3 separate regions of the Mus musculus genome follow, and all the other regions are linked to region 3. The links are chromatin loops, found by intact Hi-C in ENCODE. Cell type or tissue: left cerebral cortex. All regions are shown on one strand. Region 1 has its middle 100 kb from the start of Gm40399. Region 2 has its middle 30 kb from the start of Gm40399. Region 3 has its middle 22 kb from the start of Arl4a.

Region 1 (8,000 bases), 170 kb before region 3:
CATGAAAACACACCAGAAAGACATACAAGAGGAATATTGGCTCTAGCTCCTGTGGGACAAGAGGACTTGTTTTGTCAAAGCTTTCAATGTAGAGACACATACTTCTATCCACTGATGGTTTTAATGGAGTGAAAAATCGCAATCAAGGACATATCCAACTATCAGCCCCATAAAAGCATGGGAATAGGGATCACTAGCCAAAGCCCTTCAGAGAAAGTGGGGATGCTCAGAAACTCAGCTCTCTATAAAGTCCCATTGCTGAAAAGCAAGAAGGAAATAAGAAATGGGGAGAGAAGATTTGCTCCACCAGTTAAGAGCTGAAGGTTCAGTCAGAGCAGCTGTCATCTTAAGTCACAAAGACAGGACTGGGAGGGGGAAAGTCTAATTCTGATGAAATTGTCCAGGCTCAGGAGGCTCAGACATCTAAGTTCGGAATGCAGAGAAAGGCAAAACTTTCAAGGAATAAGGAGGAAATGTGGGCATGAAAACACGTCTAGCAACTATAAGAACTGAGCAGGTTAAGAGTCAGATTGGAGAGAGTGAAGGAATTCACACACATGCAGGCACGCACACATGGGCAAAGGCCACACTCCCCACAGTCTGAAGAGTGACCACAGGAGAAGGAATCCTGAGGCTTATATAAATGGGCTGATGGCCCAGCCAGGACCAGTGACCCCGATGACTCCTGGCTCACTCTAATGTCTTGTCTGCTCAGTTGCTCAGTAGACTTGAAAGTGAAGTGTGGTTTTAAAAACACATTTGCTGTTTCTGTTAGTAAAATGCCTGCAAGTGGAAGGGATGACACACTAGTCACAATTTAAGGCACTTGGTCTGCATTTCAATTGGGGTTTATAAATAAATGTGCAAGAGCTGTGTTTAGAGAGCTCATTATTCCAACCACATAAACAAATATTAGAAGGCAGGAAAGTGAATTTTCAAAAAGGAAAAGGAGTCTTCAAAAGATGTTTGATTTTTTTTTCGTTTGTTTGTTTTTTCAAAGTTACTGACTCCTTCCACACTTCTCAGTTTAAAGAGTTGCAAAGGTTGTTTGTCCATTCTGAGATAGGGTTGGTTTTTTGGGTTTTTTTTTTGTTTTGGGGTTTTTTTTGGGGGGGGGGAGGTTAGCATAGGAATCTGTGTATGCCCTAGCACTGGGCTCAGTGGTACATGATACTTTCTTGCCGATGTATAGTTTCTATAATATGTCACAGCTTAGAACAGGACAGATTCATCATCAAGATGGCTCTGCCCTTTCTCATATTTTCATCGTTACCACACTTTTCTGTCTAAAGTTTTAAGAACTTATCATGTTGAAGGTACATTGAGTTCTTTGCAATCCATGAAAATTGGCACTATCCTTTTTGGAAATGAGGGGTGTTTGTTTGTTTGTTTGTTTGTTTGTTTTTTCCTTTAACTGACTTGCCAAGTTAGGGCTTTTAAATTGACCTGTATTTAAACGCATTGCCGCTTGCTACTTTTTTGGATCTTGAATGGACCCTGGTGCTCTAAAGCCCTGGTGACCAGTTTCTAATGACAGTGAGAGACAGTGGGAAATTTGGGAGATTGGATTAGTGGAAGGGGGTTTGATAATTGGGCATTTCTTTAAAGAGCATATTGGAGGCCTAGGACTCTTCTTTTTTCTTTTCGTTCCTTGGTTGCTAAGAAGGAAGGTAACCAACCACTCATATACGTCCATCATGATGTACAATGCTGACGAATGCCCAAGAAAACCATGCACATACGTCTGAGCCCTTGAAGATAAGCATCCCTACTACTCTGTACTGGGGTTGCCACCCAGGGCCTCATGCTTGCTAAGCCAGTGTTGTCCTACCATTAAGCTATTTGCCCAACCCTCTTGTATTTTGTTTTTTGTTATTGTTTCTAGGTTTGGGTTGTTGTTTTTCATTTGTTTGTTTGTTTGTTTGTTTCGTCTTTAATCAGGATCTTGCTAAGCTGCCCAGACTACCCTCAAACTCACTATGTAGTCCAGGTCAGTCTTCCGGGTCTCAAACTCCAAAGTAGCTAGGATTACTGATGGTGTCACCAGGTCTGACTAAGCCTTTCCTCGTTTTGTAATCACTTTAGCATGCATTTTGTCACAAAGACAGAAAGTAGACTGGCATTTTATTCATATACACATATGTGGGTATGTATAAATAGATGATAGACAGATATATACATACATACATACATACATACATACATACATGCATACATACGTACATACATCTTTTTCTTCTGTTTCTTTGTGTAGTCTTGGCTGTCCTAGAACTAGGTCTGTGGACCAGGATGAACTTGAACTCACAGAGATCTGCCTGCCTCTGCCTTCCAAGCACTGGGTTTAAACATGTGTGCCACCACTGCCCAGGTTATTCATATATTATTTATTTATTTATTAGGTATTTCCTTCATTTACATTTCCAATGCTATCCCCAAAGTCCCCCATACCCTCCCCCTCCAGTCCCCTACCCACCCACTCCCACTTCTTGGCCCTGGTGTTCCCCTGTACTGAGGCATATAAAGTTTGCATGACCAATGGGCCTCTCTTCCCAATGATGGCCAACTAGGCCATCTTCTGATACATATGCAGCTAGAGACACGTAACTATAGAATGTATGGCAATAGTTCCAAAGGACTGGTTGAGCTAATGTGCTCCACTACAACAAAATGTAGATACTTTTTCAGTCTTTAAATTAACAAACAAAATGGTGTTTGCAGTTCCATAGACCCCAAGTCATCCGTGTAGTCTCCAAAGGAATAAATAATCTTAAATGTACTTGCTTTTCCCAAGAAAGTAATTGCTTTTTTGAAAATAAGCTTTTAAAACTAAATTTCTTTTAATGCTTCCTTGTCTACAAAGGTGTCTCTATGTCTACAATACTGGGTTTACTATCATGTTTTTGTGCCATCTTAACCATGCCTTGAATTGCAACACTTATATGGTTTCACAATATCACCAATTAATATGACTAAAAACATGGTATGAAAAAAAAATGAAGAGACTGAAGAAACTAGGGGTGGGGAAGAGAGAGGAAGAAAAATAAATGAAGGGGAGAGGAAAAGAGGGAGGGAGGGAGGGGGAGGGAGGGTAGGAGACACAGGCATCTGTCACTTCTGTCTGCTTGGAACATCCTTTTGAGTCTTCTCCACAGTGTGAGTTCCATCTTCCCAAAGAAATAAACGCAGAGCATCTGCCTGGTACCTCTGCCTGAGCTTGTTTCATCAGCTCCACCCAGCAGGCTGCAGGCACAGGAGGAGTTCTATTCCTGTAGAGTAGGTCTTTGTTAGGATGAGAACCCTCCCTAGCTGCCCAGCTCCTTGCTGCTTTTTCCCAGCCTCTCACACTGATTCTCTGAAGAAAAAAAGAAAAAAAGAAAAGAAAAGAAGAGAAGAGAAGGAAAGGGAGGGGAGGGGAGGGGAGGGGAGGGGAGGGGAGGGGAAGGGAAGGGAAGGGAAGGGAAGGGAAGGGAAGGGAAGGGAAGGGAAGGGAAGGGAAGGGAAGGGAAGGGAAGGGAAGGGAAGGGAAGGGAAGGGAAGGGAAGGGAAGGGAAAGGAAAGGAAAGGAAAGGAAAGGAAAGGAAAGGAAAGGAAAGGAAAGAAAGGAAAGGAAAGGAAAGGAAAGGAAAGGAAAGGAAAGGAAAGGAAAGGAAAGGAAAGGAAACAAAAGAAAAGAAAGGTTGTGGTTACCATGGTCCCCTGTGTGCTTTATTCATTTTTCTTCCTGCCATTTGTACTGAGACTGGAAACAAGCAGGCAATTATGTAAACTCTTACTGCAGCATGAAATTGCTTGAGGAATAACACACACTCACATTGCATGATCTCCCAACTCTTGCATATTTTAAGAACAGGCTCACTATGTAGTCTTGGCGAGCCTGACTTTCAGAGATCCACCTGTGATTGCGAGTGCTGAGATTAAAGTCATGAGAAACTGCTTCACAGTTTGTTAAAAATACGTCAGTTTTCCTCATGCAGGAATAGCACTCAACAAACTCATGTCAACAATAAAAAATAATTAAGATTTACTCATGCATAATATTTGATACAGTGTTTATGTGGTTGTTCAGTCATTCTCCCTTCTAAGGTTCTACTTATCCCTACCCAGTACCCAAGCAAACAAATAAGAATTAAGACATTTCAATAGGCTTACTTCATATCAGCACACACACACACACACACTGAAAGCCACATCTGGCACTAACAACACTATTCCAAGCAGCCCTTTGAGAAATTTGGATGAATCACAGAGATTTGATACCAAAATGAAAAGGAGTTGCTTTTACTTTCATGATCCTTAATGAGGTGGATCAATAGAATAGCTGTCACGTTGCAGAAGACCATTAAACCTGCTAATTAATCAAAAATAATGCTCATCCCAGCTCAGAGTATTTTTCCTGTACTTCATTTTATACCATTAGCAGTTAAGACACTGATGAGCTTCCATTGCTAATGATAGTCTTGTCCAATTAACTTAGTGCTGCTCCAGCCTTGCTTTTATCATAAAGCAATTGTGCATAACACCCACAAACCACTACCACTGAGAGGCACCAATCAGAACCCATTTCAGTGAGAGTGGAGCCATTGTTCATCTTTGCCCTCACTCTTCATGCACCAAAGACAACAGCGGTCAACTAGCAGTTTGCAAAATCTCTGAAAAGTGATAATTGCCATGCCTGAATTTGTGGCATTAAAGTATCCCAAGGTTTAATCAGCTAGGGAAAAAAGGAAAGGTTTTAGAAGCTAAAGCAATTGCAGAAATATGGCTAGTCTATGTTTTGCTCTTATTACATTTGAAGTTACAATTCCAGAGCTAGGGACACAGCCCAGAGAACTGATTGCTGCAAACCACCTCACTTGGTACAGTGCTTGCTGCATCACTAGAGAACAGGAGTTCAAACCTTGGGAATCCATGTGCTGGACAGCCTCAGTGACTCACCTCAATTCCAGCCCTAGAAGACAGAGACAAGGTTTTCAGAGCAAGCTGCCTAGTAAGAATATATCTGCCAGCTATGGGCTTGAGGTATGCTGCCTCCCAGTGTAAATGGAAGAGCAATTGAGGAAGATTCCCAATGCAACCTCTGGCTTCCACATGAACACACACACCTGCTTGTGCATTAACATATGCACATATGCCACACACAGAAGCAAATATCCACATACATGAATTGAGTAAAAATTAATAATATAATTCTTTTTACTTCTATTATTTACAATATCTCTTTCCCCAAAAGGCAATATAATCTGAATAAATCCCTAAAATTTCAAATATTTGAATGAAAACCCAATTGCACAAAATACCTATTGATGCCTTTAGTCAAATAAAATTTGTTTTCACAAATGGCTTTTCAATGTTGTTTTCTCTTCAATTAATAAGATTTCTAGGCAAAGTGTAGTCAAAGGCCCTGGACATTCAGTGATGACAGAACACAGTGATGGACAAGGAGATGACTCAGCCGTAAAGTCCTTGTTGCTCAAACATGAAGATCTGAGTTCAAACCTCCAGAACCCAGAGGAAGCTGTGTGCAGCAGTGTGCATCTGTAATCCCAGTACTCCTATAGTGAGTTGGGAGGCAGATTCTGGACAATCGCCAGAAACACTGGAGTCAGAGAGTCTGATATACTCAGAGTCAAGCAACAAAGAGATCCTGTCTTTGACACGGTGCAAGGAAGTACTAACAACCATGGTTATCCTCTGACATCCACTGGCATATCCTTGACTGTATTCACATACATATGACAGACACACAGGAAAAATATTGTTTTAATCTTTAAAAAGGACATTATATTCTCGGGTAACTCAAAAGTCCATCATGAGAGAAAAGAAGAACAGAAATAATAGAGTATCTAAAACACATATTGGCAATAATGTCAAAGTATACTCAGCAGAGTATCTAGTTCAGATTAAGGGGGATTGTCAAGGAAAGTGTCTCTGGGGATGCTTTTGAAGATGTGGAAGAAATAAACAGAATTCCAGGGTAACAAGAAAATAAAGAGGTTGGTAGCCACAAAAGGAAGTGGATGAACAGTCCAAAAAGCTGGGAGCTCACATGAACATCTTCAAATATCTCAGTCCTGCCTTTATGGTGTGGTCCCTGGAGGCTGGATTCATGCAAGCACCTTCCTTATCACACTACAGCAATGCACACAGGGAGTTTGTTCTGAGATGCCTTTTCTAAAAGATACTGGAACTGAAGTAATACTGGGGGAGTGTGACATGCTTAAATCAGAGACAAAGGCCAACAAGAGTCTTTTGGGCAAATGCCTGAGGGAGGTGGCGAGGTTGAGCAAGTGTTGTCCTGGAAGTGCTATTCCTCAGTCAGTGCAAGGACCCTATTTATCAGTGCCGATTATTGCAATGAGAAGAACAGAACAAGACAGCATGCTTCACGGAAAAAGTATTCAACCGCAATTTCTTCTCTGCTATCATGTAGTAGATTTTTCCATTGTGGGTTTCTGTCCAAGTCCCTTACTTGGGTAGGTTCTAACAATTTGTTCCATGATCTCACCGTAAAGAAGACAAGAGCCAAAGGTAAGAATAAGGTGTCTGCCAGAGAATAAGGCCAAGCAAAAATGCAGGAAGTGATGGGACGAGAGGAAAGAGGAAATAATAAACTTCAGGGAGAAATACCAAAGGAAGACATTATCTGTAACTTCTTTTGGCTCTGGAGTCAGCAGACTGGCTATGGAGTCAGAGTATGTGGAAGTAGCTGGTGTTTCATGGTCAGATGAAAACTGGAGTATTTCTAAGCAATCACTACTCATTCAAATTAGCAAACAAGTTTCTGGATGAATAATGGAGAATTAAATGTTTCTGCTTAATGTTTTTCTTATTTTGGAGATTTTTATTTTAGCTACATCTTTTTTTTTCTGTTTTTACCCCACAAGATACAACTTTTTTCCCTCCAAAATAACGTTTTTTAAAAACACAAAACATTACTATGTTTAAAAGTTCTCTTACTTTCTCTTAGAGTTCATCAAATCTTTTTGAATTTGCTAGAAGTTTCCATTTACGTGAAAGCTGTTGACCACTCCACATTTGCACTTTATCTAACTGTGTAATTAAGGCTGAAATATTGGGAAAAGCCAGTCTAGAGTTGATTTAGCAAATCCACAATGGAGTCTTTCCATTTCCGATCCAGAAGTGAAACCTAGAGCTTGAGAGCTCACTCAAGAGTTGAGAACACTAACTGTGCTGCCAGATGACATTGTGTACATGTTGGTTTTTTTGTCAGCTTGGGCCTAGAAGACAAGTTGTTCCAGAGGGTGGAGCCAGGGAAGAGGTCCAGGACTTTTGAAGCCCAAAGGATTATGAATGGGTCACAGACTGGGACCCATCAAGGGCTAAACTTTTTATACTATGGAATTTGGGGTTTGCTTTGTTCAATTATGAGTATGCCCTGGTTCTTCACATTTTTTTAATAGGAGCCTATAAGATACTTTGAAATTTCACAGAGATTTTAGAGAGACTTTGCACATTAAAAGAGAGTGGATATTTTAAAGAGACTGAACTGGTTTTGAAAGGGGATTCAAAACAAGATTTATCTGAATAGTCCGGGTTATCCTGGAACTTGCTCTGTAGAGTAGACTGGCTCCAAACTCAGAGTACCGTCTGCCTCTGACTCCCCAGTATAGAATTAAAAGCATGTGCCACCATCCCCAGCTGAGACTGAAGTTTTAAAATATTTGAAGTTTTAAAGACTAGGGAACTTTTACATTTTATAATGTTCAATATTGTGATATATTGTGATATTGAGACCTTGGGATAAACAAGAAATGAAATGTGCTATGTTTGTATGTCAAATTGACAAAGGATCAATTAGGCTTGACACAAGTCTAGACATATCTGTGAAGAGGGAATCTTAATTTAAAAATTGCCTCCATAAAATTAATTTCTAGGCAAATCTGTAGGACATTTTCTTGATTAATAATTGACACAGACTGTGGATAGTGTCATCCCTGCACAGGAGGCCTTAGATGGTATAGGAAAGCAGGTTGAGAAAG
Region 2 (8,000 bases), 96 kb before region 3:
GCTCATGCAGAACTAATAAACCCAGCCACTAACCCACTCAAACATTCCGCTTCCCAAACGTCTTTTGCTCATAGTTGCTGAGCTTTGATGGAAGGCCATCCAGAATTACTTTCCTCAGGACTATGCCAAAGAAGGCTGTTGTAAATCAAAGCAGTCTTAGACAATGTTCAGACACTCACCCGTGGGAACTGAATGGATTTTAAGAGAATGTTCCCCTTGTGATTAATGAACAAAACTATTAAATATGATCTTATTACTGCCAAAATTCTCCTTTCTTTATATCAGCACATGCCTTCTTTTTTATTTAAGTTTCTGTGTTTGAACCTTTTTCCATTTTCATGTCAAATGAAATCTATTGTCCCAATTACTGAACTCAGTTCTGCCTTTATTTTCCTTTTTCTTATACTGGCATTCTGTTTTGTTCCCTGTGTGCTTAAAAACATGTCTTTAGACATATAACTCCCTTTTAGACTCTTAAGTGTGATTCTAGTTCATGTTTTCCTGACTCAACATCTTCCTCATAATAACAATCTAGAATCTTTAGCATAACCAGTCCAGAAATGATGCATAAGAAAAAAATAACAATTACATCTTTTAAGTTCTAATGTATGCTTTACATTCCCTTCCTGTAACAGATGAAAGGCTATGTAAATGATATGTATGACTATCACAAAGATAGACAGTTCTGCAAATTCATCTGTAGATGTAGAAAGAATGTTCTGTTCCTGAGACAATCATTTCTCAGATGTATTTCCTGGGGTGTTTTTTTGTTTGTTTGTTTTGTTTTGTTTTGTTTTGTTTTTTGTGGTTCTTCCGTATATTTAAGTCGTTTTTCCTGCCAGGCAAATCCTTCTTGTGGGTAACACTTAGGGTGCAGTCATGATGTGAACATGCTTTTTAACAAAGAAACATCTTAGTGAGAATTCAGCTATTTGTCACTGAAAGGGAAAAAAAGTTGCCATCTAATTTCTAAAGACTTCAATGGCTGCAGATGTACTACCAAGTCTTTGTCCCAGGGAAAGGACTCAGGCCCTGAACTGCTTTTCTTTCTCAGTAATCGAGGTGTTCTGATGGGTAGAAAAGGCCAGAAGCTCCAACAACCAGAAATAAATCATTATTTCTAGTAGAACATCTGCCTATCTATGCTGGCTCTAAGTACATTCCCCTTTTCCATAACTCAGTGGTAGTACAGATGTCACTCATAGCTCCATCAGATAAAACTGTATTTTATGGCCCACTGAGTTACAAATTCCCAGGGTCCCAAATCACTTTGGTAGCCATTGTCCTGTACAAAGATATCACACCTGTCAGAGGCGAGTGTGGAATTGTGTTGCTAACCTAATATTTTAAAGGGTGACTTTAACTACTATTTCTTCATTCTCACATTTGAAGTCCAAAGTTATAGTTTAGGGGTCATTCTTACTTTATTTCCACCCCAACATTTTAAGTGATGGATTGAACCCATAAGAAAATTGGTATTTAAAGGAAATAGCGAAGATATGATTTTTGAATGTATGATGCTAGGACTCAAACCAGGTCCTCTGGAAGAGCAACCTGTCCTCTTAACCCCTAAGCCATCACTGGCACCAACTCCAAAATTTTAACATTTAAAACCAACTTGTATTCAATCAGTGTTATAATCAATAATCTGCAACATCAAATACGTGGTGCTTTTCTTACTCTAAAGCATGGTCCTTCTTGAGGAAGGAGTGGTTTTGCCGTCCAAGAGATACTTGGCAATGTCTGAAGGCAGTTGTTGGTTGTCCCAACAGGGATACTTTTAGTAGACTGAGAACAAGAGCACAGGAGTGCAGCTAGCCATCTTCCTTTGCACAGCACCAGGGAATTTGACGCCCCTCTTAAGGTTCTTAAACTCATTGATAAGAGAAGGGGGATAGAGAAGATTTACAGCTTGCCTGGCACATTGTTTTACATTTAAATGCTTATAAAATAGCTTCCAACTAGCTTCTGAGCCCATTTTAAATTCTTCTATTAAAGTTAAGAAGTATAATGTCACCAAGTACTTACATGGTGGATAAGCTGTCTCATGGCAGGGAGACGCTTCAGAAAAAGAGTGAGAAAGTCCAGAACATCAGATAAAGACATGCCTAGGATCTGGTTAGTATCCAAAAGGAAAAAGAAACAGGATGGAAAGAGGGGAGAGGTTCACTTCTCTGAGTAATTTTAGAAGAACAGACTAAGCAGACCTGCATGACAACAGCTTCATAAGTGACCACACCGGGGAAGAAAATGCATGCTGTCTTACTAGGGAGATAAAAAAATGTGCCTCCCGTTTCACTAGCATGGCTTTAGATGAATTGGTCTTTCTGGATGATGGTCTTTTGGCCAGGTGATTAACATCCCAGCTGGATTAACCCTTAAGGAAGGAGAAAATAGTATGTAATGCTGTACTCTTTAGAGCAAGTCTGAATGCCATGTCTTCACCCAAGGCTCAAAAGTATTCTATGCTTTTGACTGGGTCTTAAGAATGGTGAGCATGCAGGCAGAATTAATTGATGCCGGAGAGGTAGCTGAGAGTTCTACATCCGAATTGGCAAGGAGCAGGAAAAGACAGTGAGCCACTGGGCATAGTTTGAGCTTCTGAAGCCTCAAAGCCCACCTCCTGTGACACATTTCCTCCAATAAAACCTTATGTGTTCAACAAGACAAAAGCCCCTAGTGATACCACTCCCCCAATGGGTCTATGAGGGTCGTTTTTCAAACCACCACAGTAAGATGAATGGAAGAAGACATTGTAAGAGTCTTATCTACGTCTATATGAACACCCAGTCAGAAAGTAGCAGCATCGTAAGGATGGTATAGTACATATGCTTTGTAGACAGCATCCTATGTTCACAGTCCATCCAGTTCGTCCACTTTCTAAATCTGATGATTTGCAGCTTAACCTCTGTGCCTCTCAGTTCTTCATCAGTAAAACAAATATTACAGTAGACTTCTCATTGTGAGGTCAAACATAAGTTATTATAGTCATAGCATGAGGCATGTAAAAAGTATGGTACGGATGTTGGCCTTTGTTAATACTGTGGTAGTGTTGTTGGTGTGGTTTGATTCTGTTGAGGCAAGTTCTCATTCTCCAGCTCTAGCTAGCCTACAACTCACAAAGACATATCAGCCTCAGCCTCAGCCTCAGCCTCTGCCTCTGCCTCTGCCTCTGCCCTCTGCGCTCTGCCCTCTGCCCTCTGCCCTCTGCCCTCTGCCCTCTGCCTAAGAACTGACATTTATAAGTGTGTACCTTGCCATTATAAATATTGTTGTTAATATACTTGTCATTTTTCAGAGATAGGAATATTGAAACTCAAAGAAGCATGTAAAATGTGCTGTCCTAGTAATCTAGTTGTCTAGCTGGGCTAGATGCCATCAGATCCCAGGCTGTAATGTTCCTGCATTGTTATGTGTCAGAGATTTTCCCAAAGGCTAAAGAGTTGCCAGGGTGTCTCCTGGAAGCTAAGCCATGGCAAATTATTCAGCCTGTAAAGTTGTTTGTTTAAACAGTTTTATAACTTAGCTTATACCCAATCAATAGTCTTGCCCACCGTTAAATAACGAAGTTCATTCTCTTAATCAAACCATGTTGTAAAGGAAGAGAAGAGCTCAAAATGGCACAAGATAGAGACATATCCCTGACTACCAAGAACAGATACAAATAAGGTATCAAAAATCTTCTAAAAGAGCGAGTTAATTACACTTCCACAGTCTTGGCCAGGTTTTTTTTTTTTTTTTTTTTGCTGATTCATCTCAGCTCACCTTGAGTCTTAGATGGCAAACTTAAGCTTCTTAAGTATATTTAGAGAAACCCTGAGACTACGTGCTACTTCCCAGAGGGATCCCAGGCCTTCGTCATTAGTCTATTAGTGACTGAGGTTTAACAGAATACACACAACAGGAAAAGAGAAGATAAATCTTTAGAGGACTGTCTATTCTATGCTGGGTTTCCTGTGTGGAAAATCAGATGACTTGCAACTAATTGTTTGTGTGCAAAAGCCTTTGGCAGCGTTGCCAACAAAAGCAGTGGACAGTGTCTGCTCGAAGCAAACACGTCAGCTCATGTGTTCAGCAAATCCTTTGATCAGAGTGTTGGTCATGTGAGAGGATTGCGTTTTTTTGCTCCGCTTCAGGAGGCTTTTCCTGTGAGCCTAATGTCTGGCCTGCTGAGTGCAGAGCTGCCAAGGCAGAGCCACAGGTGGCCACGACTTGGCAAGTGATAAAACAACAGCTCCACTGAACACAGCAAGAAAGGAACAGGATTCTCAGTCTGGCTTTCAATGCCTACAGACAGCACAAAGCGTTTCTCTTTGGAAATCTAAACTTCTCTACGAGATAGAAAGCCACAAACATAGACCTGTATTACTGAATCCATACCAAACAGTTGGGAGCTTAGATAAAGCAAAATAACCATTTTAAGATTTAGGGGCTTTTGCACAAATTAACAGAATTTTTAGGCACATCTATATAATGACATTTTTGCTAAATAACAAATGACTGTCTTCTTGTGCCTTTTTGCCCATTTCTTCTTTTGATGTAAAAGGGTCCCCTCAAATATTTTTATTCTAACTTTTAAGGAATGCCATATAGAATGTATGCACAGAGAATTTTTAAGTGCCAGTAAAACTTCACTTTCAGTGTCTCTCAACCACAATATATAGCCAACAGAGGCTTTCAAGAAGCCATTATCTTTGTACTCATTCCCCTTAACAGGTGTTCTTTGTGTCATCTTATCCGTCTGTCTGCTTCTCTCCAAGCCCTTGATGTCCTCATGATATAAATCCAATATTTACTTTAGCTCCTGCATATTCTGTATATTATCCCCCAACACTATATCTCACCCATAAACAATGCAAATGAATATATATGCATAGGCATACACATATCAGATATAAATATGTGCATATACATCATATGCATAACGCCAAGCGTCTGAACACACCCTTGATCCCACAGCTGGATATCTGTTTGCTCAACCTGTTCCTTGGGGATTATAAATTCCAGCTTCTAAGACACAGTAACTGAGAAGCAAGGCCAATGCCAAGTGTCTCTGCCAGGAGCTAGTCAGCTGGAACAAGTTCAGCCCTCCATTTTCTTCATCCATAAAATAGAAATTAAGGTGTATTGCTTGCTATACAGAGTCATTATTAAGACTGGCTGGGTTCATGAACATCATGGCATCTTTTAGAGACGTGCAACTGATGGTTTTTGTTTGTTGGTTGGTTGGTTTGGTTTGTTTTCCATTTTTAACATTACTTTCCTTTATTTGTACTGGTGTTTTCCTTACATGTATGTGTATGTATATCAGGTGCATGCCCGGTGCTCCTGGAGGTCAGAAAAAGGCATGAATTCCTTGGAACTAGAGTTATAAGCCACCAGGCAGGGTGCTTGGAATTGAACACAGGTTCTTTGTGTTGTGTTAGAATCAAGGCTCATGTCCAGACAGACCACACCAAGCCAATGCAGTTCCACGTGAGAGAGCTTTATTGTGGGGGAAGGGGACAAGAGGGAGCTATGGAGACAAAAGGAGAAAAGAGAAAAAGAGAGAGAGTGGGAAGCTCAAGAGGGTCTGCCTTTTATTTAGGCTGTGATATAACCGCTCTCTGGTAAAGACGGGAGGTAAACTAAATGGACGTTGGGAATGTATGGCTGGGTTTGGAGGTGTTTTGCAATGGTAAAGTCAGCTCCTGATACCAACACTTTGAATTGAACTCAGGTTCACTATTAGTCTGTGTGTTCTTACCTGCTGAGCCATTTCTCAAGGCCTGCAATTGGCATTTTTGTATTAAAAAAAAAATCCCCATTTCCTAAAATTAAGTGATCTCATTGTTTAGAAGAAACTTAGTTTAAACTAGTTACATTTACACTTTAATTCAAAACTCTGTTCTTATTCTCTGGCAAATGAGCATCAGTTTCTACTTGAGTACACTTCATAAAGGGTATACTTGACCTCTGAAAGCAACTTGCTCCATTCTTAATAATGGTGTTTGGCCACACAGTAATAAAATCAATGGGCCATCTCTGACATGGTTTCCAAACTAGCAACTTACCATATGTGTATCAGGAAAATAAAGTCTAGTTGTGTGCTTTCTTGATGGTTTGTTATTGGCCGATGGTAGTCCATTTCACTATGTTCAAGTCTCCAACTGGAAAGAGAAACTACTTTACATCAGACCACATTTCTGATATTTTAACTTGCATACTCTGAGATAATCCAGAGTCTACCTGCAAATAATCTCTGCATTCAAAAAAGTCTAAAATTTAGCTTTATAATAGTTAAAAAGTAAAACATGAAGTTCTCAGGAGAAATGACCAAGATAAGTTTTCGTGTGGTTGTAACTATCAAAGGTGATACATGTATGGAAAAGAGCTAGCACATGAATAATCAGGAAAACTTCGATTAAACTACCCTTGACTATTATGATACATAGAACAGAACTTTAGAGGCAAACAACTGACAATACCCAGCAAGGCTGAACATGTGGGGCATCTGAAAACCTCAAACAGCTGATCAGAATGGATGCCTATATCATTTTGTGGTGTATACTTAAACTAAAAATACCATTATCAAACAAGCTTAAAAATACCATTATCAAACAAGCTTAACACCAGGAATGATGGAGATTTTCTCCATTCAAAGAATTGCACAGCATGCATGTAAAACTAAATTTGGCTCAAATATCTATTCACTGTAGATGGATAATTGTAAGATATTTGAGCTGTACACTAATGAGAAAGATTATGTATCTCTACACACAGCTGAGTTACAGATCTCATACTCAGGGGCACACAACTTATGGGCAAAGACGTCTCAGAATAAAAACCAATGCATAGCTGCACATCTTGTGTTCAGAAACTTGTCTACTCTATAAAGAATCATTCAAGCATTATAGACTTATGATCCTCTTCATGTTTTATTTTTTTAGTTTACTTCTAGGGAAAATATAATCAGCCTTTCTTCTTGTGTCCATTCTTTCCCCCTTGTATATTTCCTGAGTTAAGTCTCAGATTTCGTGGGGATTTGGGGTTTTTTTTTGTTTGTTTCTTTCTTTGTTTTTTTGTTTTTTTAGACCAGATTTCTCTGTGTAGCCGTAGAACTTGTATCTGGCTTTGGCCTACCTTTGCCTCCTAGGTGTTTGGATTAAAGGCATGCACCACCACTCCTGGCCTGTCGGATTAAAATTTTAATATAGTGTGTGTGTGTGTGTGTGTGTGTGTGTGTGTGTGTGTGTGCGCGTGTGATACTGAGAACTGAATCTAGGACCTCACAATTTTAAGCAGGCTACATCCCCACCATTTGTAATTGTATTTAAGGAAAGTTCAAGTGTAAGAAATTTAACATTTGGTGACAAGGGTGATAGTAATAACTACCTTTGGACAGACATAATGGAGCCTCCTAAGATAGGTCCTGGTGAGAATTGGTAATAATATCAATATACAGATGTTAACCTGCATGGTGGTTATGCAATATCTGCATTTACAAAAATTAATTTATTTTTATATTTAAGAATTATAAACTTTAAAAAAACTTCTTACCAGGAGTTTGTTGCTTTAAAATAATATAATCTATGTTATAACTCATCTAATCAGAAAGAGCTGCCAAAAAGCTTGATAAAACTTAGTTATCATGTTTGTTGATGACTGCGTCTTAGAAGAAAGCAGGTGCATGTAGACCTTCCAAGTGGCTTTTGCTTACCTAATACAAGAGCTTATAGAATGTGTTGCAATGTTTCTTGCTGATGAAATCATTCTTCAAAAATAACTGCATTTAAATAGTAGTTACTTTACCCACAACTAAGGTGAATTAGACATGACTTGGTTCAAGAAACATATTAAACTGAAAGGTGTGGCTTTGTGATTTACAGAATTCCACTACAAATTCTAAGTAAAATGGCTTGTACACACAAGTCTCTTAAAATCTGAGTCATATAAAGAAATAAGTCACTTAAGAAGCACGTGAGAAGTGTATACCTGAGCATCGTTGCCTCCAAGCTTAC
Region 3 (8,000 bases):
TGTGTCCTCCCACTCCAACACCAATTACTCAGACTTATAGCTATGAGGTTATACTTTAACAGATTCTGGGTAAATCCAAGGCTACTTATCAACATAGCTCCTCAGATATTTAACTATCTCCAAATGACTTACTTGGCCAATGCTTGCTTTGGAAACTAGGCCTGAACATTCAGAGAAGATACAAACTTTAGGTTGGTTTTAGAGAAAGCGCTTTTGTTAAGGAGAATTAAAAACAAAACATATGCAAGTTATTATTTAACTGAATAAGAAACAAATTTTAAAAAAAGGGATAGAGATACCTTTGGATCATCATGGCCAACAAAAGAAGTATCCTTCCTAATTCTAGTGTTCTAGTCAGCCTTAGCAATGTAAGACTTTCGAAAACTTCATAAAATGGTGCATGAAGTATTTTATTAGGACATTCGCCTTACTTGTATCCACTACCAACTGTTATGGCCAGGGCAACTCCCTGGGATTTCTAGGTTCTTATGTATTGGTCCAAAACAAAGTATTGGACCAGGTACACAGGGACAGTAGAAGAAATAAAACTGTTATTAAGATAGAGAGTGGTCCTGTGAATGGAAACAGGCCCGAGAGCTAGGAAAGGCAGGAAGCTCTAATGATGAGCTTTTGTGGGTCATTAACATGGCTCAAACCACCCCTGTGATGGGGATTCATTGTGTGAGCCAGAGCTCTTAGTGAGCTCAAGTCAGAGAGTCGGGATGCTGAACAATTAATCTATAGTCATCAAGGCCACCCCAAGCCAGTGGTGTTCATGTTCTTTGTTTTATACCCCAAAAGAATAAGGAAGGACAGACAAGCAGAGCAAGCAGACATTTTTAAAAAGTGAGAAGAAATTCCCCATCCCGCAGAGTGGGTGGGACTTCAAGGGAGGAATCAATGCAAGGCTGCCTGCAAAAGTATCTTTTATGGAAGTGAGCTGCTGACTCATCAAGCTTGGAGACCTCGGGGCTTCTCTTCCTTGCCTGTAGGCCTGGTGGGGAGGGGTTTTCAGTCCTTCCACCACCAGGCTTCTTTCATTAGTTAATCCTGATGCCTTTCTGTCATGTCTGACTTTCCTACCACAGAACCATCTTCTTCAAATATCTCCCCCATGCATCTCCAGACCCAAGGCTCGATGACAGACCTTCATGTTTTCTAGTTGCCCTGGGAAGTAAACTCCAGAAAAACTAGTCTGTATAGAAAAAGAAAAGAGACTGGAAAGGTATGCAAACAAGAAGCCATGCAACTGTTTTCAAAATGGGAGTGATAGCTTACACAAAATGAACAAGGTTGGGAAAGAAAAAGGTTTGAAGAATACTGAAGTCTATGTTTGCAATGACCAATAAATACAGAAGGTGAGTACTAAGTGTCCGGCACTGAGGGAGTTGTCAGGAGTGAATATAGACATTTTGGACTCAACAGCCTGCAGCTGGCTTGAAATTCACAGCTCCAGATGAGACCAGTTGGAGGGAGAGAATGGATGGAGATGAAAGCCAAGTCTGAGGTTCAGTGTCATTCGGCCACCGACTAGAAGGAACATTATCTCAGCAGGAAACAAAATTGTGGAGAAAGTGATCAAATCAGCTCGCTCTTACAAAGCCAAACACAAAATTAAATTAAGACTTTTGTATTTATAAGAAAAAGATGAAGAGTGCTAAGTTTAATTACAAAGGGACATAGGATGGAAGGGCAGAGGTGGGGGGGGGTAGGTATTAGTAAGCAGTAAGCTACTAGCTAAAGAACAAAAGACGATTTTCCATTCTTGAAAGCCCACTGAACTTTACCTCAAATCCTGTGGAGATCCTGGAGTTGCCACACTATCATGTTTGCCTCCCAACTAGTCCAGAGACAAGGATTGCTGCTGCCTGGAAGCTGTCCATCTTCTTCTCATAGCTCCCCCTCCCTCTTCAACAGGGAGTATAGAAATGTAAAAGAGAACTTGCGTCTTCCTTCCCAAATTTTCACTATAAAGTATACTTCAGCTTCTTAGGTCTAGAGGATCTTTTCCCACCTGCTGCCTGGCCTTGTGACTGGTGGCCGAGGGCATCCAGAATCAGTTATTTCGTTTTGGCTGGCACCTGTTTCGGCTCATTAAATCTGTTATTTCTGAAGTGGGCATGGTGGTTAATACCTGTAATCCCAGTATTCAAGAGGCCTTAGGGCGTGATGTTTGCCTCCGTTTTAGCCAGACTGAGCTACACTCTGAGAGAGGAGAGAAAGAAAAACCTTTTCATGATATAAAACTCCAAAAGGCCACAGCTGCATGGAACAGTCTACAAGGGCTGATTGATCATAACCGTGATGATTGTAGAGGGGTCAGACTGTTGCAAGCCCACAGCCATATTACCTTGAGCTGTCTTAACATCTAAACAGCCATTTAGTACCCAGCTGTGCGCGACATAATATCCTCGTAACTGGGAAGTAAATTCCTTTGTAGTGTTTGAGCAGATCCCTAACTTTCATCAACCCCAAAGCTAATAGTTCTCAGAGCACTTTTGAGGCCTACATAGCTTAGGGTTACTATTGCTGGGATGTTGACATGGTTGTCCAAATTGGGGAAGAACGGGTTTATTTGGCTTACACTTCCATATCAATGTTCATCATTGAAGGAAGTCAGGACAGGAACTCAAGCAGGTCAGGAAGCAGGAGCTGATGCAGAGGCCATGGAGGGATATTACTTAATGGCTTGCTCAGCTTGTTTCTTATAGAACGCAGGACCACCAGCTCAGGGATGGCACCACCCACAATGGACTAGGCCCTTGCCCATCAATAATTTATTAAGACAATACTCTCCAGGCTGCATTCAGCCCTGACTTATGGTGGCATTTTCATAGTTGATGCTCCCTCCTCTCTGATGACTTTAGTTTGTGTCAGGTTGACATAAAGGCAGCTAGCACTCCTACTGCAGGGGCTTGTTTTGCTGCAATCCGGCTATTTGATGTACAAACCAATGTTTTTAAAAGCATTTTGATTTATGGTTTTGTTCTGTTACTATAAAAAGTTCATAAAATTGTTACCTCATTGGAACATGGTAATTGGAGCAACCTGAATCTGTATTCCCAAGCAAGGGCCTCTTATATTTGGTTCCAGAATAAAGTGTCTCTTACTCCCTTTGAGTTGACAACTGTTATTTATTTACTTCATCACCTTTTATTTCTGAGATTCTTTGGTCTCCAGACCAAAGTTTGGGGTTAAGAAATGATTTACGCTGCTTAAAGTTTTTGTTGTTGTTTTGTTTTGTTTTTGTTTTTTTTTAATGAATATTTGTATTGATCTGGGCCTGAAAAAGTTTCATCTGAAATAAAAACAAAGCTGTAAGTATATATAAATTTTTAAAAATGTAAATGTTTGGATTTTTTAATGAAAATAAAAGGGGCCTGGAGGTGTAGCTCAGTGGCTACATGTGTGATAATAACTGATTTGGTCAGATTGCTCTAGGCATGCAAACTTGTTGGCTGCTAAGGTCACCTTGAAGGTGAAGTTCCTGTACTTACAGGCCAGAGAGCGGTTGCCCTCTCCTGAGACTCGACATGAACTCCAAACTCCTTTTTCTTTTCACTTCAGCTAGGATGCTTTGAAAACACAAAGTATTCATGACCTTCCTTTATGAAGATGTTATGGCGGCAGGGTAGACAATAGAAAGCAATCAAGATTAGCCTATGAGAGAAGCCAGTTGGCAAAAACTGGGGAGCCATTCCCTGCCGAGCTTCATACAGCCAGTGGTGCGTGCCCAAGAGAAGCCTGAGATTGACAGATGTTTGGGAGCTGGGCGTCGTGAAGGTGACCTATAAACGACTGTTGGCTCATGGCCCAGTGCTCTTAGGGTAAATGTCTTTCCTTCAGCTCATTAGCTTTAAGGCTGGAGAGGTATCTCAGTGGTTATAGTGTGCAGCGCTTGCAGGGGACCTAAGGGGTTCTAACACTAATGGGGGGGGGGCGAATGGCGTCATTGTGACTGCCCATGTCCAGTTCCAGAGGATCTGATACCTTCTTCTGGACTTTGTGGATACCTACACTCAGGTGTGCACATACTAATACTCAGACATAAACATGTACACATAATTTAGCTGTTCTTACTGGATTTACACTTTTGGAAGAGAGAGATCCCATTTCATACAGTTACTAGGGAAGTATCATATTGTCCAATGCCAAGATTCGCTTTGAAGAGGATTTAGAATACTGTACATAACCATTTCAAGCCTTGCAGTGTCCGGAGAAGAGAATTATAAGTCCTAATGACGGTGACTACTCCCAGTTTAGGAAGCTAAAACTCTGGGTGCCAACTCCACCCCAGTCTCCAGTTCAGCTCTCCTTTCAGACACCAACTCTTTCCTTACAGCTGCCTGTGTAGAGCAATGGCCTTTTCCCCTTCAAAACAGACTATGTGCTGTTTTAAAGATATAGCCTCACTAGTGTGGGAGTCTAGCAGCAAGCAGTTGTAAAACTGCTTTATAACGGGACCCTCACTGGGCTCAACACTTTAGATCACAGTAGACAAGCCTCCGTGAGGCAGCTTTGAAATCCCAGGGCTGTGGTCAAAGTCCCGACCTCCTGGAAGGACAAAGTGTTCTGTGTCTGTACTACAAGGGTGTGGCGTTTGTAGCTAGTAAAATAATCTGAACACAAAGACCTCTCGGTCCTGCGGGGCTCACTGCTGGACTGAGTCAGCGGAAAGCGGTGGGAAAGGAAAGTGGCTCTTAGATTTCGGAACCTCTAACGCTGCACCACCCCTCTCAGTTCCGTTCCAGCAGACAGGAAGGGGCTCTCAGCAACTAACACGTACGCACGCTCACACACTCACACTAAACAGAAGATAAGATGAGGAACACGAGCCTCCTCTTCACCTCTGACTAGACTCCTGCTTTATCTCCGAATCCTCCTTTCCAGTAAAACCACCCATCTGTCACAAACAGGGATACGAAGCCTGCTATAAATAATGGTCAACACCAGAGCCTCTGCTCTTAACAGGACTGCAAAAATCCATGGTCCTCTTTAACACAGGCTAGGTTTCTGTATATCACGAAATAATCAGATGTTCAGGTTGCTAATGTCCAACTGAAGGCTAATGTTTTGGAAACAATATATTGCTTTGTTAGACATTTTATGTGTACAAATTAATTGGAGAATTAAAAAGCTACCAGAAATGACAACCACATCCCTAACACATTCTTCCACCACAATTTAAGCTTCTAAAAAGTGTACATTCTACAAACTGTTATTCTAAATACTCTGATTTCTGCAATTAAAAGCCTCAAAGGTATGGATTTTTCACAAACTGTCCACAATATTTATATCTCTTTCATAATTATGTGTGAGAGGTGGGGTTGTTGTCACTTCTGATAGCTTTTTAATTCTCCAATTAATTTGAACACATGAAATGTCTAACAAGGCATTGTTTTGTTTCTAAAACCTTAGCCTTCCGTTGGACATTAGCAACCTAAACATCTGATTATTTCACTTAGATAATTGTTTCCAAAGAATGTGTGGAAACATTTTAACAAGGTAAAAAAAAAAGATTCTATATAAATTTATGCTCTCTCATAAATCCGTGAGGTATGGAATTCAAATCCCAAGGATTCATAGTCAGGGAAATCAATGACCAGGACGAATCAGAAACACTGTATTGATTGCCTTCCTTTAAAATATCAGCAAGCCTAGGGTTACAGGCACACTCCTTTGTTTTCACTGTGTGTCCGATTGTACACAGCACTGTGTCACACAGGACATTTTCACAGCAGAGCAGACTTCTGCTCAGCCCGTTCAACACCATCCCTTCTACCTTCCCTCCCTCCTCTCCCTCCTCCCTCTCCCTCCTCCATCTCCCTCCTCCCTCATCTTCCTGTCCTCATCATTCCCCCCTGGGCAGTTTTGCTTTCAGTTTCATGTTGTATGCACATCCGTGGTTTTATGTAGTATATAAAATCTAGGAATCACAACTGAAAGCGCAATATTGGTCATTCTGAAACTAAACACACATAATTATCTCTAGTTGCATCCATATTTCACAAATATAATTTCATTCATTTTTATGGTTTTAAACATTTCTATCACATCTATGTAGCATATTTTCTTTATCCTTCTTCACTTGGGTTGTTCCCATAATAGCAATGACGACCACTACTGTGGTAAATACTGCTATGCATGCATCTCTGTGACCTGTCATCATGGAGTCCTTAAGTAAACACTAAGGAGTGTTGTAGGTGGCTCAGAGAGTAGATCCAGTTTTAGTTTAGAACGTTTCTTCAATTAATGAATTAATGAATAATGGAAAAACAGTTCAAAAACGTGTGGATAGTTAAAAAAAAAAGCTTTATTATGAGACTCTTTTCGAGAGTCTATGTTCTTAGATGATTTTATGTAATCTTTGGAAATGCTTAAAATATACTTAGCAAGATTAATGTTCCCAGAGTGATTCTGCTTAGTTTGCTTCATTTTTAATAATTTCAAAGCCTTGTTTTTACAACTGTATCACATGACACACTTCCCATTCTAAAGGGCTGCAAAGAAGCCAGGCATGGTAATTCAGGTGTATAATCCCAGTCCTTGGGAGGCAAGGCAGGAGAACAGCCAAGAGTTGTTTTCAGAGTTTCAGGTTAGCTTGAACTAACCTGCAGGACCGTTTCTTTTTCTGTTGCTTCCATGTCACAAAGTTGATGTGTTGTGGAAGAAAGGGTTTCTTTGAGCTCACAGTCCATCCTGACCTGGAAGCAACTGGTCACCCCAGCTCCACAATCTAACACAGAGCGGTGAGTGGTAGTGCCCAGCTTACCTTTTCTCTTTACACAGTCCAGGGTACTGCCCACAGTTAACACAGGGCTTCCCACATCAATCAACCTTGTGGAAGCAATAGTCCACAGACATCCCAAAAGCTAATACAATCTAGATAACCCCTCATGGGGTGCCCTGAGGCTTGTTTCAAGGTGAAACCAGCTGACACCACCAACCATCACAGGAACCTTGACTGGAAAATGCATATGCTCTCTCTCTCTCTCTCTCTCTCTCTCTCTCTCTCTCTCTCTGTGTGTGTGTGTGTGTGTGTGTGTGTGTGTGTGTGTGTGTGTGTGTGTGTGTGTGTGTGTTCTGAAGGACCTACCTTGGAGCAGGGAAGAGTGAGCTTTGCTGTCTGAGATTACATGATAAGAGGATGCCATGGAAGGCAAGACATCTACTCTGTCTTTCAGAAACTATGGGTTGGGGTGAGCTATTCTCAAGATCTTCAGTAATACATCAACAAATCCTCTGGTGGCCCTAGAATGTATGCTCTAGGAAATTCTCTAAATTTCTTAAGTGATAGAATCAAGTCTTCATGTGAGGGGGTTTAGATAAATGTATTTAAAGTATGGGTAAAAAGTAAAAACTCATTTTTCACTTGTAATTCATTTGTTTTTAAAAAATACAGCTTTATTGGGATAGAGCTTTATTAAGATGTAATTCATATCACTGTTTTTTTTTTTTTCAAAATAGAGTCCTCTATGTAGTCCTGGCTGTCCTAGAACTTGCTCTGTAGACCAGGCTGGCATCTATAGATCCAACTGCCTCTGCCTCCCAAGTGTTGGGGAAAAAAGGTGTGTGCTATTGAGTCCAGCTTCATGCTGCTAATTTCGAGTGTCCAACTCATTGGGTTTTGGTATAGATGTGGTCGCTGAATTACCATCATTCAACTTAGCCAAACTGTGAGCTGACCAGTGAGAATCCTCGGAGAGTGAATATACCTGCATAGCCATTCTATTTTCTATCTTTAAGTTACACAAAGCATCTGATACTTTACAGTAAAATAGATCTTGGGTTAGATGGTGTCTCAACTACTAGAAGTCACTGTCAGTGTTCTGAGTCAGCTTACCAGAGGCCAGGTTGAGCTATGGTGAAAGTGGACAACAGGCTGGATGAATTCAATATGCTGTGTACGCTGGGTACTGAACCCAGGGCTAGGGTCTAGCATATAAGTATATATAGTGTACCTTCTGCCTTGTTGCCACATCTCTGTCTCCTAATGCATT

Evidence for each region. Hi-C counts contacts between places; a loop is a spot of excess contacts. Peaks named below come from ENCODE experiments on the same cell type or tissue, not always from the same donor. Only the 100,000 strongest peaks of a DNase experiment are listed, where the experiment ranks them.
Region 1: a loop joins it to region 3, with 3 times the contacts of the local background. A loop is called at or near these places in 3 of 42 quality-filtered maps.
Region 2: it touches region 3 in a loop (2.1-fold over the local background); 2 of 42 quality-filtered maps call a loop at or near these places.

Annotation. Positions count from the first base shown.
Region 1 is chr12:39,845,398-39,853,397 of GRCm38, forward strand. No RefSeq gene overlaps it. Among named protein-coding and RNA genes, the nearest start is that of Gm40399, 100 kb to the right of the region's middle. In left cerebral cortex, no CTCF peak of the experiment used is centred here; a DNase peak (open chromatin) is centred at 3,230.
Region 2 is chr12:39,916,650-39,924,649 of GRCm38, forward strand. No RefSeq gene overlaps it. Among named protein-coding and RNA genes, the nearest start is that of Gm40399, 30 kb to the right of the region's middle. In left cerebral cortex, no CTCF peak of the experiment used is centred here; a DNase peak (open chromatin) is centred at 4,192.
Region 3 is chr12:40,012,450-40,020,449 of GRCm38, forward strand. No RefSeq gene overlaps it. Among named protein-coding and RNA genes, the nearest start is that of Arl4a, 22 kb to the right of the region's middle. In left cerebral cortex, no CTCF peak of the experiment used is centred here; a DNase peak (open chromatin) is centred at 4,653; H3K4me3 peaks cover 793 bases; H3K27ac peaks cover 1,658 bases.